Linked DNA regions of Homo sapiens: region 1 is linked to region 2. Evidence: read pairs that join two places in POLR2A ChIA-PET (ENCODE). Cell type or tissue: OCI-LY7. All regions are shown on one strand.

Evidence for each region. Peaks named below come from ENCODE experiments on the same cell type or tissue, not always from the same donor. Only the 100,000 strongest peaks of a DNase experiment are listed, where the experiment ranks them.
Region 1: POLR2A ChIA-PET joins it to region 2 with 6 read pairs; 3 of 35 experiments call an interaction of 5 or more read pairs at or near these places.

Annotation. Positions count from the first base shown.
Region 1 is chr11:18,419,999-18,427,998 of GRCh38, reverse strand. The region is part of intron 3 of LDHC (lactate dehydrogenase C); the gene reads right to left. Among named protein-coding and RNA genes, the nearest start is that of LDHC, 12 kb to the right of the region's middle. In OCI-LY7, no CTCF peak of the experiment used is centred here; no DNase peak of the experiment used is centred here.
Region 2 is chr11:18,222,768-18,230,767 of GRCh38, reverse strand. No RefSeq gene overlaps it. Among named protein-coding and RNA genes, the nearest start is that of SAA4, 10 kb to the left of the region's middle. RefSeq lists a silencer at 1,338-1,387. In OCI-LY7, no CTCF peak of the experiment used is centred here; DNase peaks (open chromatin) are centred at 1,067, 3,517 and 4,687; H3K4me3 peaks cover 3,745 bases; H3K27ac peaks cover 7,126 bases.

The sequences.
Region 1 (8,000 bases), 200 kb before region 2:
TTAGGAATTAGATGACATTTCTGGCCAGGCACAGTGGCTCACACCTGTAATCCCAGCACTTTAGGAGGTAGAGATGGGTGGAACACTTGAGGTCAGGAGTTCAAGACCAGCCTAGCCAACATGGTGAAACCCCATCTCTACTAAAAATACAAAAATTAGCTGGGCATGATGGCACGTGCTGTAATCCCAGTTACTCAGGAGGGTAAAGCAGGAAAATCACTTGAACCTAGGAGGTGGAGGTTGCAGTGAGCCGAGACTGTGCCACTGCATTCCGGCCTGAGTGACAGAGCGAGACTCCATCTCAAAAAAAAAAAAAAAAAATCTGGCTCCAAATCATCTTTACTAGCTTTATGTCTTATTTTTATGTCAGATTTTCCAGGTGCCCTGATCCTGTTAATGCCATCATTTCCTTACCTGTTATTTATTTTTCTTTGTAAATATAACCACAAAGAGACCATAAACTACAGTGGTCTGGAGCAAAAGCTCTGAGGTCTAACTGCCAGTATTCCCAACTTTGCCACTTACTAGCTGTGTAACCATGGACAATTACTTTGCCTACCCCTCTAACTCTCACTTCCTCATCTACAAGATCAAGCTAATAGCGTTTTTTTGTTGTTATTTTGTTTTTGTTTGTTTGTTTTTTTGAGGCACAATCTTGCTCTGTCGCCCAAGCTGGAGTGCAGTGGTGCAATCTCAGCTCACTGCAACCTCCGCCTCCCAGGTTCAAGCAATACCTCGCCTCAGCCTCCCAAGTAGCTGGGATTACAGGAGCCCACCACCATGCCCGGCTAATTTTTGTATTTTTAGTAGAGACGGGGTTTCACCATCTTGACCAGGCTGGTCTTGTACTCCTGACCTCATGATCTACCCGCCTCAGCCTCCCACAGTGCTGGGATTATAGGCATCAGCTACCACGCCCAGCCGCTAATAGCCTTTTAAAAAATATGGTTCTTAAGAAGATAACTCAGTGAGTTAATATACATTAAGTACTCAACAGGGTGTATTAAATGTTCAATAAATGTTAGCAATTAACATTATTATTATATTAGTCAAGTACTTCTTCGAATACCAATTCCTCTGCTAGATATCCCCAAGTATTTATCATATCATTCATAAATGATATGTGGTTGTATTTTGAAAGAAAAATAAACAACAGGTAAGGAAATGATGGCATTAACAGGATCAGGGCACCTGGAAAATCTGACATAAAAATAAGACATAAAGCCATCATATCATTCATTATTTATCATATCATTCATAAATACCACTTTCTTCACAGAATTTTTTTATAGCACTTACTGCCTATAATTATGAAAAAGTCCTTATAAGAGCATATGTTATCTTCTCATGGTTATGTCTTATTTAAACCCCTAACTTAATCATAAGCACCATAATATTAATAATAGGTTCTGATTTCACTGATTTCACATTACTCCCTTCTTTCCACAAATATCTTTTTTTTTTTTTTTTTTGAGACGGAGTCTTGCTCTGTTGCCCAGGCTGGAGTGGAGTGGCGTGATCTTGGCTCACTGCAACCTATGCCTCCCTGGTTCAAGTGATTCTCCTGCTTCAGCCTCCCAAGTATCTGGGATTACAGGGACCCGCCACCATGCCCAGCTAATTTTTGTATCTTTAGTAGAAACGGGCTTTTGCCATGTTGGCCAGGTTGGTCTTGAACTCCTGACCTCAGGTGATCCACCTGCCTCGGGCTCCCAAAGTGCTGGGATTACAGGCGTGAGCCACCACACCTGGTCCATAAATATCTTAGCAGCCTCTATGTTCCATGCACCTGGACTCACTGTACATATGAGATAATTTAAAATATCTGTGGAGCTGGGCATAGTAGTCCCAGCTACTTAGGAAGCTGAATCAAGAGGGTCACTTGAACCCAGGAGTTAGAGGCTGCAGTGCACTGTGATTGTGCCCATGAACAGCCATCTCTAAACTAAAAAGTAAAAAAAAAAAAAAATTGTGGCTAATCAACGATGTTCCATCATTGCTCTTCCCCATTAGACCTCACAATATGTATTTTCTTTTTTCTTTTTTCTTTTTTTTTCTGAGACAGAGTCTCGCTCTGTTGCCCAGGCTGGAGTGCAGTGGCGCGATCTCGGCTCACTGCAAGCTCCGCCTCCTGGGTTCATGCCATTCTCCTGCCTCAGCCCTCCTGAGTAGCTGGGACTACAGGCGCCTGCCAACACGCCTGGCTAATTTTTTTTTATTTTTAGTAGAGAAGGGGTTTCACCGCGTTAGCCAGGATGGTCTTGATCTCCTGACCTTGTGATCCACCCACCTCAGCCTCCCAAAGTACTGGGATTACAGGCGTGAGCCACCACGCCTGGCACAAAATGTATTTTTAAAATGTTCTATTGTGAAATATTTCATATACAATAACATATAAGAAATATACACTCAATTTATAAAACATTAAACAACTCTGTTAAAACCACACAAAAGGCCAAGCACAGTGGCTCACACCTGTAATCCCAGCTACTGGGGAGGCTGAGGCACGACAATCACTTGAACCTGGGAGGCAGAGATTGCAGTGAGCTGAGATCGTGCCACTGCACTCCAGCCTGGGTTAACAGGGCAAGACCTAGTCTCTAAAATATAATAATTTTTTAATGAAAAAAATTAAAAATATTAACTCTGCCAAAACTGCACAATAAACATCTAGTTCACATTTGTCCTCTGGAGGCTGAGGTGGGAGGACTGCTTGAACCCAGGAATTCAAGAGTTTGAGGTTGTGGTGAGCTATGATCACACCCCTGAACTCTAGCCTGGGCAACAAAGCAAGACCCTTTTTCAAAACAAAAAAAAAAATCCCCAAATTTATAGAACATTGTCAACACCTTGGAAGCCCCTGCATGCCTCTAACAGATTATGTCTATCAACCACTCTTGTGGCTGGCAAAAAATCACATTACTTTTAAAAAAGCTTTACTACCTATGCATGTTTAAATTACATATTAATTGTTTTTTTATTTGTTTTGTTTTGTTTTGAGATGGCTCTATCACCCAGGCTGGAGTACAGTGGCACGATCTCAGCTGACTGCAACTTCCGCCTCCCAGGTTCAAGCGATTCTCCTGCCTCAGCCTCCCGAGTAGCTGGAATTACAGGCACGTGCCACCACACCCAGCTAATTTTTGTATTTTTAGTAGAGACAGGGTTTCGCCATGGTGGCCAGGCTGGTCTGGAACTCCTGACCTCAAGTGATCCGCCCACCTCGGCCTCCCAAAGTGCTAGGATTACAGGCGTCAGCCACCATGCCCAGCATTACATAGTACATTTTATCTGTTTTTGAATCATAAGGCATGTATTCCCTTAACTAAATATTATGTATCTGATATTTATCCATGTTAATGTGTGTTCCTGTAGTTTCTTCATTTTCACTGCTGTGCAATATTACACTGCATAATTTTACAATTTAGTACTGGGATTCATTGACTTGTTTACAGTTTGGGGCTACTACAATACGTTCTTGTACATGTATCCTAGTGCGCATGTGCAAAAGTTTTCTTGGGACTATATTTAGAAGTGTAATTTCCAGGTTGTGGGATATGTTCATGTTCAACTTCACCAGGTAATGACAAACTCGTGGGGTTTTTTTGTTTTTTTTTGAGACAGAGTTTCATTCCATGGCCCAGGCTGGAGTGCAGTGGCGCGATCTAGGCTCACTGCAACCTCCACCTCCTGGGTTCAAGCGATTCCCCTGCCTCAGACTCCTGAGTAGCTGGGATTACAGGCGCGCACCACCATGCCCGGCTAATTTTTGTATTTTTAGTAGAGACAGGGTTTCACCATGTTGGTCAGGCTGGTCTCAAACTCCTGACCTCGTGATCCGCCCACCTCAGCCTCCCAAAGTGCTGGATTACAGGCGTGAGCCACCGCACCCGGCCAAACTTGTTTTTTTAACTGGTTTTACTACACTCCTATATGCTGTGTGTGAGAGCACTTATTGTTCCACATCCTCACAAACACTTACTATCACACTTCTACCAATCTAGTGGGTGTGTAATGGTATATTGATATGGTTTTTATTTTCCTGTGCTTGGTTATTGAGTTTTCTCCCCCTATTTATAAGCCACTTGAGTGTCTTCTTTTGTAAATTATTGAAGGCTTTTCTCATTTTTCTATTGAGCTGTGCATTTTTTTTAGGTATTATATTAATACAAGTATTTTTATTCTGAACACTATTCCTTTGTTAGATGTTAACACTGCAAATATCTTCTCTCAGTTTATGGCTTGTCTCTTTGCTCTTTTATATTATATTTTTGTGAACACTCTTAACTTTGTATTCTTTATTGATTATGCTTTTTGTGTCTTTGTGTTTAAATCAGTCCCTACCTTCAGGTCATAAGGATATTCTACGTTATCTTCTAAAGGAAATTTTGAAGTTTTGCTTTTCACATTTTAGTCTTCAACCAACCTGGCTTTGATTTTTGTGTGTGGTATCAGGTAGGGTGTGTGTGTGGTATCAATTTATTTTTTCCATAATGATAACTACTGCCATAAGAACAATTCTAAAGGTCCATAAATTTCCTATTTATCTAGAAAATCATCAGTGTTATATAACAATCTTTTATATTGTCTCCTAATTAAGTCTCTGCACATAATTAGTGCTTTATAATAAGTCTTGAATTAGCTTGGAATGTCCAATAATAACAAAACCTGCGGGGTTTTGACTAGGATTGCATATAATCAATATGGGAAGAATGGATAGCTTACAATATTGAGACTTCTATGAACAAGGAATATCACTTCATTTATTTATTTTACTCTTGAGTAGCTGGGACTACAGGTGTGTGCCATCACGCCTGGCTAATTTTTTGTATTTTTAGCAGAGACAGGGTTTCACCATGTTGGCCAGGCTGGTCTCGAACTCCTGACCTCAAGGGATCCACTTGACTCGGCCTCGCAAAGTGCTGGGATTACAGGCATGAGCTACTGCGCCCAGCCTCCCCTCATTTATTTAGATAATATATTCTTTGAGTTTTTTGTTGTTTTCTTTTTTTTGGTTTTGGTTTTTTTGAGACATGTCACCCAGGCTGGAGTGCAATGGCGCAACCTCAGCTCACTGTGACTTCTACCTCCCAGGCTCAAGCCATCCTTCCACCTCAGCCTCTTGAGTAGCTGGGACTCAGGCACCCATCAACACGCCCAGCTAATTTTTGTATTTTTGGTAAAGACATGGTTTCACCGTGTTTCCCAGGCTGGTCTTAAACTCCTCCACTCAAGCGATACTCCCGCCTCGGCTTCCCAAAGTGCTAGGATTACAGGCACCACACCCAGCCTGACATTTAACATCTTCTAATGAGGTGGTATGTTTTCTGCACAAAAGCTCTTATGCCAGGTATTTCCTATTTTTATGATATTGTAAATAATAGCTTTAGATTTCTTTTGCCTGGTTTTGGCATGCAGAAATACAATGGATTTTTTTTTTTTTTTGAGATGGAGTCTTGCTCTGTTGCCCAGGCTGGAGTGCACTGCCACAATCTCGGCTCACTGCAACTTCCACCTCCGGGTTCAAGTGATTCTCCTACCTCAGCGTACCAAGTAGCTGGATTACAGGTGTGCACCATTACGCCTGGCTAATTTTTGTATTTTTAGTAGAGACAGGGGTCTCACCATGTTGCCCAGGCTGATCTCAAACTCCTGGCCTTAAGTGATCCACCACCTCAGCCTCCCAGAGTGCTGGGATTACAGGCATGGGCCATCGTGCCCGGCCTTGATTTCTGATTACTAACTTTGTCTGTCATCCTTGCTAAACTTTTAGTTTTATATGCTGTCCTATTCTTATATTTCTATCTTCTTTTTAATTCATTAGGTATGTTTATCTAATATTACTTCTTTCTCTTTACTAATTTTTTTGTTTTTTTGTATCAGTCTTGCTCCATCGCTTAGGCTGGAGTATAGTGGCAGTGATCTTGGCTCACTGCAACCTCCACCTGCCGGGTTGAAGTGATTCTCCTGCCTCAGCCTCCTGAGTAGCTGGGACTACAGGTGTGCACCACCACATGCAGCTAATTTTTGTAGTTTTAGTAGAGACAGGGTTTCACCATGTTGGCCAGGCTAGTCTTGAACTCCTGACCTCAAATGATTCGCCCGCGTTGGCCTCCCAAAGTGCTGAGACTACAGGCATGAGCCACCATGCCCAGACACCTTTAAGAATTTAAAGGTTTCTGTTCTTTTGTTAGCTGTCACAGAAGTTAGATCATGTCATCTGTAATCCCAGCTGAGTGAGGCAGGAGGATCATTTGGGCCCAGGAGTTTGAGACCAGCCTGGGCAACATAGCGAGATCCCATCTCTGTGTTTTTTGTTTGTTTTGAGATGGAGTTTTGCTCTTGTCACCCAGGCTGGAGTGTAATGGCATGATCTCTGCTCACTGCCACCTCCGTCTCCCAGGTTAAAGCGATTCTCCTGCCTCAGGTTCCTGAGTAGCTGGGATTATAGGCATGCATCAGCACGCCCAACTAATTTTTGTATTTTTAGTAGAGATGGGGTTTCACCAGGTTGGCCACGCTGGTCTCAAACTCCTGACCTCAAGTGATCTGCCTGTCTAGCCTCCCAAAGTTCTAGGATTACTGGCGTGAGCCACCACATCCGACCTACACCTCACCTCTTTAAAAATTATTTAAAAATTTGAGGCCAGCCATGGTGGCTCACTCCTGTAATCCCAGCACTTTGGGAAGCCGAAGCGGGCAGACCACCTGAGGTCAGGAGTTAGAGACCAGCCTGGCCAACATGGTGAAACCCCATGTCTTCTAAAAATACAAAAAATTAGCCAGGCTCAGTGGTGTGTGCCTGTAATTTCAGCTACTCGAGAGGCTGAGGCAGGAGAATCACTTGAACCTGGGAGGTGGAGGGTGCAGAGAGCTGAGATCACACCACTGCACCCAGCCTGGGTGACAGTGTGAGACTTTGTCTCAAAATAAAAATAAAATATAAAAATTTGAAAAAGAAAAAGAAATTACAACGTGCATTTTTAACTTATCAAAGTTCAAAGTTAATCACCACACTTCCTGCTTCCCTAATGACACAGGAAACTTAGAACACTACTTCATTCATCACTATCACCCCTCGCCCGTATATTTATATGCTATATTCAAAAATTTTTTAATCCCCCAAGACTACAGTTTTATACAATTGATATTTATTTAGATTTGCCTTCATATTTACCATTTTCTCTGTCCTTCATTTTTTGTCTTGCATCACAGATCTTGTATGTGAGATCACTTTTCTTTTGCCTGATATATATACTTTTGTGTTTCCTTTAGGGAGGGCCTGACAGTAATTGTCTCAGTCTGTTTCTGAAAACACCTTCATTCACTCTCCTTTTTTTTTTTTTTTTTTTTTTTTAAGAGACAAGATTTCACTATGCTGCCCAGGCTGGTCTCAAAGTGATCCTTCTGCCTCAGCCTGCTACCAGGCCCAGCTTTGTCCTTGTTCTTGAAAGATGTTTTTGCTGGGTAGATTCCAGATTGACACTTACTCCTCCCTCAGCACATTAAAAATATTCCATTGTCTTCTGGTTTCACTGCTGCTATTGTCACCCTCTCCCTTTTCTGTAGGTAATTTATGTTCTCTCTGACAATTTTTAAGAACTTCTTTTTGCCTTTAGTGTTCTCTAATTTCACAAGAATATGTCCAGGTAGGGATATTATATTTATTCTTCTTGAGATTATTTGGCTTCTTAAATCTGTGGGTTGATATTTTTCAGTGGTCTTCAAAAATGCTGAATCATAATCTCTTCAAATGTGATTATTCTATCCTCCATGACTCTTAACCTGTTATATTTTCTACTTCTTGTCTTCTGGGTAATTGCCTTAGATTTGCCACTTCTCTCTTCAAATGTGTCTAATCTATCATTGTATCCATAGAGGTTGTTGTTGTTGTTGTTGTTGTTCTAAGACGGAGTCTCACTTTGTCGCCCAGGCTGGAGTGTGGAGTGGTGCCATCTCAGTTCACTGCAACCTCTGCCTCCTGGTTCAAGTGATTCTCT
Region 2 (8,000 bases):
CTAGGCAACATAGTGAAACCTCATCTTTACTAAAAACCAAAAAAATTAGCCAGACATGATGGCATGTGCCTGTATTCCCAGCTACTTGGGAGGCTGAGGCTAGAGTACTGCTTGAGCCCAGGAGGTCAAGGCTGTAGTAAGCTATGATCACTCCATTGTACTCCAGCTTGTATGACAGAGTGAGACCCTGTCTCAATAAAAACAAGGTACATTGCTTAGAGAAGCCTAATCCTAGGAGTTCTATCCTAGAAACTGCTATCTTGGACTCTGGTTTCTTTCTTTCTTTCTTTTTTTTTTTTTTTTTTTGAGACAGAGTCTTTCTCTGTTGCCCAAGCTGGAGTGCAGTGGCACGATCTCAGCTCACTGCAAACTCTGCCTCCTGGGTTCAAGCAATTATCACACCTCAGCCTCTGGAGTAGCTGGGACCACAGGTGCGCACCACCATGCCCGGCTAATTTTTGTGTTTTTAGTAGAGATGGGGTTTCGCCATGTTGGCCAGGCTGGTGTCAAACTCCTGGCCTCAAATGATCTGCTGCCTTGGCCTCCCAAAGTGCTGGGATTACAGGCCTGAGCCCCTCTGCCTGGCCGACTCTGATTTATCTCTTATCAACACCCGTGCCTCCCCTGACTCAATTTTTAATTTGTCCCGCTCATTTTACCTAAGGAATGACTCTCCTGTTGGTTTTCCTTATCTTTATTCTCTTTTTTTTTTTTTTTTTTTTTTTTTTTTTTGACAAAATCTCCCTTTGTCAAACAAGCTGGAGTGCAATGGGGTGATCTCGGGTTACTCAACCTCCGCCTCCCGGGTTCAGGGGATTTTTTCACCTCACCCTTCCGAGCAGCTGGGATTACAGGCATGGGCCACCACACCTGGCTAATTTTTGGGTTTTTAATAAAAAAGGGGGTTCACCATGTTGGCCGGGCTGGGCTAACTCATGGGCTCAACTGGCCAAGGGTCTGAAAATGTAGGCCTGAACCACTGCACCTGGCCGGCATTTCGTTGGCTTTTAGTTCAAATAAAATTCTACTTCCTGTCCTAAAGGGGAAGTGAGATATGTAGATAGACAACACAGTTTAGTAAGAGCCTCAACAGAAGCACACACTGGTGGCAATCCAAATTTTGCTGGGGTATGGGAAGTCAGCAAATAGTAATTAGAATAGCTGCCATTTTTAATTGCAATTGCAAGACTGTGCCCTACAGTTTAAATACTTTATCTGATTTAAGCTGCAGAGAAGGCTTTGATGTTCTCAGCTGGATAAACTGAGGTTTAGAGAGGTTTGTGTTTAGGACCTTCTCCAAGGTCACATATGTAACAGGTGCAGAGCCAGGACTGCAGGCTGGTTTGTCTGACTTCAGAACCTGTGATACACTGAACAAGGCCAAGAGGTTCAGCAGTGGAGACCCCTTTCTTCTTCGTGGATCTCCAGCACTTGGTTTAAATGGCCAGGTGAGCCCTTATGCTTGGGGAAATGTCTGACTTGTTTGAGAACAGGCACCATATCTTGTTCATCACTGCATGCTTAATGCCTAGCAGGGTCCAGGCACTCAGTAGTTGCTTTCTGAATTAGATTATCCCATTGAAAACCTACACTTCAACCCACATTACTCTTCACTCTTGCACATTGTCTTCTTCCTCTTAATAAGTCAAACTTGTTGAAAGTATTGCCCATCTACACACCTTCTGATTCTTCACTTCTGATCATATGTTAACCCACTCCAGCCTGGTTTCTGTCCCCACAACTTCAGCAAAATACCTTTGTCACCACTGACCTCCATGCTGCCAAAAACAATGAACATCTCTCTTTTCTCATATCAGTAGCTCTGTGAGCAACATTCAACGCAGTTGCCTTCCCCTTCCTTCCTGATATATTTGGTCTCTTGGCTTCATAATACTACTCTTTCCTTCATCAGCTCTAAGTAGCATAATATTACCCTCTACCTCAATTCTCCTTTATTTCCTTAGCTGGGACTTTTTTTATCTCCCCAAACTCTGTGTTCTTCAGACTTGGCTCTGGGCCCCCATTCTTTATTTCTCTATGCTCTCTTTCACAAGTCTAAATAGTACTTATATGTGGATGGCTTTTAAAATTATATCTCCCCCTGCAAAACTCATTTCTGAGCTCCATGCTTGTACATCCAACTGGCTACTTGACATATCTACATAGCTGGCTTCCAGATATCTCAAACTTAACGTGTCCCAAAATGAACTCGGGTTTTCCCGTCAGAACTCTTCACACTCCAGGTTTCTCCATTTCAGTTAATGACATGGCCATTCTCTCTGTTCCTCACACCAGTTAGGGGAATGTGTTGATGCTTCCCTTCACTTTACCCCCACATTCAATCCGCTGGATGTGAACTTCCAAAGTTCATCTCTAATCCATTGACTTCCTCTCATTTACACCCTCATGCTCCTGGCTACATCATTTCTCATCTGGGGTACTGCGGTAGCCATCTAACTAGTCTCCCCATTTTATTTTATTTTATTTTATTTTATTTATTTTATTTTTTTTGAGATGAAGTCTCGCCCTGTTGCCAGGCTTGAGTGCAGTGGCACAATCTCGGCTCACTGCAACCTCCGCCTCCTGGGTTCTAGCGATTCTTGTGCCTCAGCCTCCTAAGTAGCTGGGACTACAGGCGCCTGCCACCACGCCCAGCTAATTTTTGTACTTTTAGTAAAGACGGGGTTTCACCATGTGGGCCAGGATGGTCTCAGTCTCCTGACCTCGTGATCCACTGCCTCGGCCTCCCAAAGTGCTGGGATTACAGGCGTGAGCCACCGCGGCTGGCCGATTATTTAGATTATTAAAGGTCACTGCAGTCCCGTTTCAAGCTCCAATATCATGTCTGTTTTAAAGCATCCTGCTCCGCTATTGTTGGCTAGATTGTAGTGGGAGTGCTGGGAGGGGTGACGGTTAGAGACTCTTTCCCTGCTCCTCTGGCACCAGCACCTTAGAGAAGGGTGGGGATAGTCTAGTTCTGAGATGTCTTTCTATCACACTTCTCAGCCTCAGGATTGGGAAAGGGGAGAGATGTAAAGGAGGGGGTAATCATTTTGGCCTCACCCTGGTTTGATGTGCTTCTAACTGATGCTGATATATATTCTCTACTGATGTGGAGGTCTCTACTGAGATGGTGGTCAGGGTTCTTCCTGATGTGAAATCCAGCTCCCTCAGATATGGGGGTGGAACTGCCCAGAGAAGAACAGCTGTATCTACGACTGGTCCTGAAAGTGGTCCTTGTTCCAAGCCCCCTCTCTGGGTAAGGTTTACCTTACCTGGCCCAGCCACTGCTTTTTCCCTAACCTCAGTGGTTTTCTCAATAGACCCACCAGAATGGCTGAGGATCTCTTCTCTTCCTGCCCAGGGGTGCAGAGATCAGAGTTGGGTAAGAAGTCACCCCATCTTCTTTTTAGGCATATTCCACCAATACCTCTTCAAGCTCTGCTGGCCTGGGCTACTCCATCCTTCAGAAATCCCCAGATGAGAAGCAGGCACCAGAATGTTCACACATGGTGAGCTCTCTCAGGAACTCACCACACTCCCCTCTGCTTTGATGGGGGCACCAGAATGAGCTGGCAGTTTTTGCAGCTCAGTATGCACCCAGCTGGGAAGGCATTTTTCTTTTCTTTGTATTTATTCATTTTTAATGTTTTAAAAATTCAACTTTTATTTTAGAGACAGTGGGTACATGTACAGGTTGGTCTACATATATTGAACCCAGGTAGTAAGCATGGTACCCAAAAGGTAGTTTTTCAACCCACTCTCCCCTCCCTCCACCTCCTAGTAGTCTGCAGTATCTATTGTTCCCATGCTTATGTCCATGTGTGCTCAATGTTTAGCTCCCACATATACATGAGGACATGTGGTATTTGGTTTTCAGTTCTTGTGTTAATTCACTTAGGATTATGGCTTCCAGCTGCATCCATGTTGCTACAAAGGACATAATTTCATTATTTTTTATGGCTGTGTAGTATTCCATAGCATGTATGTACCACATTTTCTTTATCCAGCCCACCACTCATGGGCACCTAGGTTGATTCCATGTCTTTACTATTGTGAATAGTGTGGCAATGAACATATGAGTATGTATATCTTTTTGGCATAATGATCTATTTTCCTTTGGGTATACACTTAGCAATGGGATTGCTCGGTCTAATGGCAGCTCTGTTTTGAGTTCTTTGAGAAATCTCCAAACTGCTTTCCACAGTGGCTGAACTAATTTACCTCCCCACCAACAGTGTATAAATGTCCCCTTTTCTCTGCAGCCTCATCAGCATCTGTTGCTTTTTGACTTTTTTTTAATTTTATTTTATGTATTTGTTTACTTTTACTGAGACAGGGTCTCACTCTGTCATCCAAGCTGAAGTGCAGTGGTGCAATCACAGCTCACTGCAGCCTCAAACTCCCAGGCTCAGGTGATCCTCCCACCTCAGCCTCCTGAGTAGCTGGGACTATAAGCATATGCAACTGCACTTTGCTACTTTTTTGTATTTTTTTTTCCCAGAGATGGGATTTTGCTATGTTGCCCAGGCTGGTTTTGAACTCCTGGGCTCAAGTGATCTGCCAGCCTTGGCTTCTCAAAGTGCTGGGATTATAGGCATGAGCCATCACGCCTAGCCTGACTTTTTAATAATTGCCTCTGGCTGCTGTGAGATGGTATCTCATTGTGGTTTTCATTTGCATTTCTCTGATGATTAGTGATGTGGAGCATTTTTTTGGTATGTTCGTTGGTCACTTGTATGTCTTTTTTTGAGAAGTATCTGTTCATGTCCTTTGCCTGTTTGTTTTTTGCTTGTTGATTTGTTTAAGTTATTTATAGGTTCTGGATATTAGATCTTTGTTGGATGCATAGTTCGTGAATATTTTCTCCCATTCTGTATATTGTCTGTTTACTTTGTTGATAGTTTCAAAGAAAATGAAATACCTGGGAATATAGCTAACCAAGGAGGTGAACAGTCTCTGCAAGGAGAACTGCAAAACACTACTGAAAGAAATGAGAGACGACACAAATAAATGGAAAAACATTCCATGTTCATGGATTAGAAGAATCAATATTGTTAATATGGCCATACTGCCCAAAGCAATGTACAGATTCAATGGCATTCCTCTCAAACTACCAATGTTATTCTTTGCAGAATTAGAAAAAGCTATTCTAAAATTCATATGGAAGAAAAAAAAAGAGCCAAAATAGTCAAAACAATCCTAGGCAAAAAGAACAAAAGCTGGAGGCATCACATTACCCAACTTCAAACTATACTATAAGGCTGCAGTAACCAAAACAGCATGGTACTGGTACAAAAACAAACACATAAACCAAAGGAGCAGATTAGAAAACTCAAAAATAAAGCTGCACACCTATAACCATGTGATCGTCAACAAGGCTGACAAAAACAAGCAATGGGGAAAAGACTTCCTATTCAATAAATGGTGCTGGAATAACTGGCTAGCCATATGCAGAAGATTGAAACTAGCCCCTTACTTTTCACCATATACAAAAATTAACAAGATGAATTAAAGAGGTCAGGCGTGGTGGTTCATGCCTGTAATCCTAGCACTTTAGAAGGTGGGCAGATTTCTTGAGCTCAGGAGTTCAGCCTGGGCAACATGGCCAAACCCGTTTCTACTGAAAATACAAAAAGGTAACTGGGTGTGGTGGTGCATGCCTGTAGTCCCAGCCACTCAAGAGGCTGAGGCAGAAGAATTGCTTGTACCTGGGAGGCAGAAGTTGCAGTAAGCCGAGATCAAGCTACTGCACTCCAGCCTGGGCGATGGAGTGAGACTCTGTCTCAAAAAAAAAAAAAAAAAAAAAAAAGATGGAGTAAAGAAGTAAAGATTTAAATATAAGACTCATACAATAAAATTCCTAGAAGAAAACCCAGGAAATACCCTTCTTGACATTGGCCTTGGCAAAGAATTTTTGGCAGAGTCCCCAAAGACAATTGCAACAAAAACAAAAATTGACAGGTGGGATCTAATTAAACTAAAGAGCTTCTACACAGTGTTCTTCTTTTCCTCTCTGAATCCCAAATCTATATGAAGAAATCACCAGTCTCCACAAACACTGTACTCCCCACGGACTGACAACCGTGCTCTCTCCCCCATTCCTTTCCTCAGTCTTCTCCTTATATGGACTGGAGGGTGCAATGGGGATGAGGAGGTGGTTGGTTGCTGAAGGCCTACACTGCTACCTCTTCATAAGCCTTGGGGGCTTATGAGATCTGGCTCTACTTCTTGGATGTTCTCTCTACAATGTGGGGTACTTGGAGCTTCTTTGGTCTCAGCTGTGGTCAGAGGGAAAAAAAATATTACTCAACAGCTTGTTTTCCAAACTTGGGTCAAAAGCAGCCATCTTGCAATCCTCTAACTTACTAGGTTCACTTTTTACAATCTCTAATTATGGGAAAAAATCCAGGTCCATTCTCAGAGAACAGTATGCTTTATTTCAAACCACATTGTTTAAAACATATTTGCAAAAACTCTAGCCGATGACCTACTTGTACCTTTGGTGAAATGGCTGAGGGAATTTACAGTAACTCTAGGCTGGGCTCTATGGGCCTTGTTCCTGCATGATCTGACCTGTGGCAAGTGTGCAATGCACTGTGATCTTTGTTTACTCCTGTTTAGGGTTGGACTTAGTACTGTCCAAATAGTACCATGCTTCTCTTTAACACAAAGTCCTCAATCTATTTACCTTTCTGGTAAAGATGCTTGCGAAATTCACTCATCCATTTATTTATTTATTTATTTAACATGTATTTAATGAACTCCTAGTATTGGCAGGAACTCTTCTAGACCCTGGGAATACAGTAGGGAATAAGGCAGAGAAGACTAGTGCTCTCATGCAGCTGATGTTTCACTGGAAGAGTTATTATCAAGCTAGTTGATGTAATTGAATTACATTATGTTGTACATGTATTTGTATATATGCTATACTGCTGCCAAGTTTAGGTTGCAGCTATATAGCATTTGGTTAATAATCCCAACACTTAATCCTATCAGACCAGATTTGAATTTCAGCTTTGTCATTGACTCTGTGGTAGCTAAGGGCATGACATGAAAACATGCTTATGTTAAATTGCCAAATGAAAACGTGGACTATAAAATGGTAGATATTGTATCACTTGGTGTTTATGTATTCATATATCTATAAACACTTAGAAAATAGATTAGAGACCAAGTATGAAGATTCTACAGTGGTTCTCCTTACCCCTCCCCCAGCCTTGGCTGATGAAATTAGTATTGCTTTTTATTTTTATCCTTATACTTATTTTGTATTTTTCAAGTTTCCATCAGTGAACATGTCCACTCAGCTAAGACTCGTTCAACCGACCTATGTCACGGGCACCTTCGCAGGTACTGAATATCCATAGTGAAAAACCCAACTACACTGTTCCTGTCCTGATTGGGATTCCAGTGTTCAGACAAGGACAAATAACAAATATTTTATTTATAATATAGTTTAGAGTTTATAACCCTCTCTCTTTTTCTTTCTCTCTCTCTTTCTCTCTCCTTCTATGGACTAGAGGGTGCGATGAGAATGAGGAAGTGGTTGGTTGCTGAAGCCAATTCTGTACACAAACACAACACATATACAACACACACACACAATACACAAATACACCACACACACACCACATACATACACCACACAGACACACACACCACACACACACATACACAGACCACACACACATACCACACACATACACCACTCACACACACACACCCCCCACACACCCCATATACTCCATACACACAGCACATACACACACCACACACCCCCAACACCCCCTCACACACACACACCACACACACACCACACATATACACACCACACACATACACCACATATACCACACACACACACTCTCCACACACAAGACGCACACCCCCCCCACACCACACACACATACACACACCACACAGCAATACATATGCAAACACATAGGTACACATAATGCATACAAATTAATAAAGATTGCAATGAAATATGCTCCATA